Linked DNA regions of Homo sapiens: region 2 is linked to region 1. The links are chromatin loops, found by intact Hi-C in ENCODE. Cell type or tissue: endothelial cell of umbilical vein. All regions are shown on one strand.

Evidence for each region. Hi-C counts contacts between places; a loop is a spot of excess contacts. Peaks named below come from ENCODE experiments on the same cell type or tissue, not always from the same donor. Only the 100,000 strongest peaks of a DNase experiment are listed, where the experiment ranks them.
Region 2: it touches region 1 in a loop (2.4-fold over the local background); 1 of 110 quality-filtered maps calls a loop at or near these places.

What each region holds. Positions count from the first base shown.
Region 1 is chr6:128,654,632-128,657,131 of GRCh38, forward strand. The region is part of intron 1 of LOC105377998 (a long non-coding RNA gene); the gene reads left to right. Among named protein-coding and RNA genes, the nearest start is that of PTPRK, 140 kb to the left of the region's middle. RefSeq lists an enhancer at 905-2,104. In endothelial cell of umbilical vein, no CTCF peak of the experiment used is centred here; a DNase peak (open chromatin) is centred at 1,550; H3K27ac peaks cover 2,032 bases.
Region 2 is chr6:128,333,749-128,336,248 of GRCh38, forward strand. The region is part of intron 2 of PTPRK (protein tyrosine phosphatase receptor type K); the gene reads right to left. Among named protein-coding and RNA genes, the nearest start is that of PTPRK, 190 kb to the right of the region's middle. In endothelial cell of umbilical vein, no CTCF peak of the experiment used is centred here; no DNase peak of the experiment used is centred here.

The DNA.
Region 1 (2,500 bases):
TTGGTGGACTTAATTTTGATTTTTCTGTTGATTAATGATGTTTCATATGCCCATTAGCAATTTATATATCTTTCTATGTGATGCATCAGTTCAACTCTCTGTCCATTTAAAATTTGATTGTTTTTCTTATTATTTAGTTGTAAGAGGTCTTTATATATTCTGGAAACTAATCCTTTGTCAGAAATTTGTACTGTAAATGTTTACTCCCAGACTTTATCTTGCCTTTTTATTTTTGTCAAAGTGTCTTTCAAAGGGCAGTCATTTTTAATCTTGATGGAGTACAAGCATCAGTTTTTCTTTTACGTTCATGCTTTCTACATAGTATGTAAAAATAACACAAAAAACAATATAAACAGTATAGCAAGGTCACAAATATTTTCTACTATATTTTATTCTAGAAGTTTTACAGTTTTAACTTTCACACTTAGGGCTATGATTTAAGTTAATTTTTATGTATGATTTGAATTAAGCATTAAAGCTTATTTTTACTTTGCTATTTTTATCTCTGGTTTGAGTTAGGTCTTCTTCATATCATCCATGTTTCTATTTAAAATGCTTAATATTTCCTCTATTAAGCTTAACTATCCTAACTTAACTTAACTATCCTAACTTAACTTAACTATCCTAAATATTTAGGCAGCCAACATTGGGCCACATAAAACAAATTCTTAGAGACCTATAAAGAGACTTAGATAACCACACAATAATTGTGGGAGACTTAACACCTTACTGACAGTGTTAGACACATCATTAAGGCAGAAAACTAACATAGATATCTGGGACCTATTGGTTCTTGAACACCTGGATAGAGTTGTAATAACTGTTTTAATGTCTTTGTTTATATGTTCTATCATCTTCATAATTTCTGGGTCAGTTTTGATTTAATTTTTTCTCTTCGTTATGAGTCTTATTTTCCTGCTTTTTTATGTTTGTATGGCAGACTTTGTGAAATTTACCTCATTGAGTGATGGATATTTTTGTATTACTATAAATGTTGTTGAGCTTTGTTCTGGGACATAGTTAAGTTACTCGGAAACAGATGGGTTCTTTCAGGTCTTGAATTTAATCTTTGTTAGGTGGGATTAGAGCAGCTAATTTTGTCACGCTACTGAAGAAAAGCCATTATGCATATACTACTCAATGCCCCATTTTCCACTCTGACTAGTGGGTAGAGAAACTATTCTTGGCCCTGTGAAAACTCTGTAAATTTTCTCCTCTAATCCTTTTGGGTTGTTCTTTTTCCATCCTCAGAGAGTTTCCTCACAGAAATACCCTGATTAATACTCAGCCAAAGCCTTGAGGGAAGGGAGATCCTGTGAAGATTTCTGAATCTCTGTGTAACTTTCCCCTCTGGTACTCTGACCAGCAAAATGTAGCTTTCTCCAAAGAGACCTGAGCAGTTTGTCAGGGATTAGAGTATACTGGCTCCTGAGTGGTGTTAGCCAGGGAAATGAAATGTTTTGTGGTGATGTCAATCAATTTTAAGGCATCATTTCCTCATTGTCAGACATATCTCTCACATAGGCAAGGAAGCTCATGTCAGCTGACTAGACATCCTCTCTCCAGGACAATGGTGGAGATTCCCTGTGAATCTAGCCCTCTTGGTCTCCGTTTCCTTTTGTTGCATGCCAACATACCCCTGCTTGATAAACCCTCTTTCTTTTGTGGTAAGTTTGTAGCTCTCTCAGTCCCAGTGACATTACAATCTTTGCTAATTAGTCATCTCACTTGGGGTTTCCAAAACTCTTTATTCACAAATACTGATAGTCCTATGAGTCATTCTTATATATGAGTAATTCAGTAATTTTGTGTTGATTTTTACCAGTTTTATCTCAAAGATCAATTTCATTGTAAATGTTGTGACTATAATTACTGTGAATTAAGAATTTTTGAACATATTCCTATTTAAAAAAAAATCTTTGCTAGGACCATCTATCTTATTTGTATGAGCTCCTTTATAATCTAGATTTTTGGGTATTATTTATTTGTTAATATCTTCTAGTTTGACCTTGCCCTTATTTTGGTTCTATTTCATTGTCCATAGAATTAAAATAATTTTTTTTGTGGTGGATTGGTCGGTGAGGGGAGGCAGTGGCAGACAGGGTCTTGCTCTTTTGCCCAGGGTGGAGTGCAGTGGCTCAATCATAGCTTTGTAACATCAAACTCCTGGGACTCCATACATGCACTATGACTGGCTAATTAAAAAAATTATTTTGTAGCAGTGGAATCTTGCTATGTTGCCCAGGCTGGAACAGAATTAAAATTCTAATATAGTAAAAAGTATAAAATCTTTACATTTATTGTTTCTTCTCTTTAATGTATACGAATGAATTAATATTTAATCTAGAGACCTGAAAAGCATTAAATTCCATTTTCTGGTAGATTTTTGAATATATATTTTATTTTTGTAGACATATTAGAGTGTTGTTCCGTCTCTCATATTTTTCTCCTTCCTGACTACTCCTCTCATCACTTGGCTAATCCATAGCAGCATGGGGGT
Region 2 (2,500 bases), 320 kb before region 1:
TTCACTGGAGTAGCACTTCCAATTTCCTTCAAGAACTTTTCCTTTGCATTCGAAACTTGGCTAACAGGAACAAGAGGCCCAGCTATTGGCCTATCTCAGCTTTGATATGCCTTCCTCACTAAGCTTAATCATTTTTAGCTTTTGATTTAAAGTGAGAGACCTGCAGTTATTCCTTTAAGTTGATAATTAAAGGGCCACCGTAGGGTTACTAATTGGCTTAATTTCAATATTGTTGTGTCTCAGAGAACAGGGAGGGCTGAGGAGAGGAAGAAAGACGGGAACAGCCAGTAGGTGGAACAGTCAGAATACATACAACATTTATCAGTTAAGCTCACCATCTTATACGGGAGCTGTTCGTGGTGCATGAAAAAATTACAACAGTAACATCAAAGATCACTGATCACAGATCACCATAACAGATATAATTAACAATAATCAAGTATGAAATATTGTGAGAATTACCAAAATGTTACATTTTGTTACACAAAATGAAATACTGTGAGAATTTCCAAAATGTTCAATTTGTAAAACATACAATATCTGCAAAGTACAATGAGGCAAAGCACAATAAAACAAGGTATGCCTGTAGCTGTACTGAATGATGTAAGTTTCCTTCCAACTCAACTAGTCTATTATTCTGAAAGTTCCCACTTTTCAGACAACATAACCTAGAAGAACTAAAGTACTTTTAGTACAAGAAGTACATGAAGAACAACTAGACCTTACTGTGACTCAAAACTAATAACAATTATAACTATTCAATTTTATAACTGTAACAATGGTCACTGCTCTCCTGAATAAGTAAATGGCAAGTAATGATCAATTAGAGAAGAATTCAGATTGAACAAAGTTTTTCAACTCAGTTCTCAGGAACAAGGATCATCAGGTCACAGGGGCAGTTCAATTGGCCACCAAAGAAGTTTCTTCCTTTATTAAACTTTAAGTCCACTGAAGTTCTTAATACAATAAAAGACACTTCATGAAATATTCAAAAGGAAGGAAAAATATAATCTCCCCCATCACCCAAATAAAAGCATATTCCTGTTTATGAAATGGTTAAGGCCAAGCGCGGTGGCTCACGCCTGTAATCCCCGGACTTTGGGGGCTGAGGAGGACTGTTCACGAGGTCAGGAGTTCAAGACCAGCCTGGCCAACATGGTGAAACCCTGTCTCTACTAAAAATACAAAAATTAGCCAGGCGTGGTGGCGGGCACCTGTAATCCCAGCTACTCGGGAGGCTGAGGCTGGAGAATCGTTTGAACCCAGGAGGCGAAGTTTGCACTGAGCCAAAGCCATGCCACTGCACTTCAGCCTGGGCGACAGAGTGAGACACTGTCTCAAAAACAAAAAACAAACAAACAAAAGAAATGGTTAAGAATTCAGGCTCTGAAGTCAGAGGCCTAAATTAACAGCCACGTTCTGTCACTTTCCACTATGTCTCCTCTCTACCATCTTACTGATGAAAATCTGAGGCCTGGAACAGATAAATGTCTTAGATATAATAAAAGCACTGTTTGAGTGGATTGTTGCAAGGATTACGGAAGTGGGAACTGTCAAAGGAAAACATCTTTTCATTTTTTTATTTACAAAGTACTATCACCTAAGCCAAAAATCGGTCTGCTTGTTTGAAACAGTTCTGCCTTAGAGGTTCTAAGACAAGAAAAGGAAAATAAAAGCAAAAGGGAATGATAACAAAAAAAAAAAAAAAAAATGAGAGACTGGGCATAGCAAAATGAAGAAAAGAGCTCAAGTAGTAGAAGGAAAAAGGGATGAAATAAGTGCTTACACTTTAAAATGTTAAGTTCTGAGAAGATGAAAGAAAAGAGAGGAAAACAGGGTGGTAGAGAAAATAGGGTTATTTTATTTTTCATCTCACCAGTAGCTTCATAAACCATACAAATATAATAAAAGAAACTGAGATCCTAGGATATAAAAAAGTAAAAGCGAATGGTGCCATCTCCTCAAATTTTGAGACTGTTGCTTTTGGTCACAAGATCGTCAACTATAGCTCAAGGTTTTGGTATAAAATATATACTTAAAGAAAAAAAAAACCTGAAACCCTTGTAAAATCCCCTCAGTCTACATTAACTTAAGGCAGCTTTAATGGAATTAGTGGTCTCCAATAATTGAGCAAAGTATAATATTAAATCATATCCCAGGTCTCTGGGATAGGCTATTCTACTTTCAGTGCTAGCAATGCAGTTATTTTGAAAAACAAAATTTAAAAAATAGCCAAAACACATCTGGTCAATTATGAAATGCCACATTGACCAATGGTGAGGAAAGGAAGAGCAAGCAAATACTTCTCTGATTGTAGCATACAATTAATTCAACTTTGTCTTAACAAATACAATCACCCAAAGATATTCCTTCAACAAAACATTCCTTTTAAACATAACCAGAAAAGCTGCATGACGCAAGTGACCTCCATTCCAACAGTGTGTTTTTTTTTTTGTTTTTTTTTGTTTGTTTTTTTGCCCTGAGAGCAACTGAGAATTGT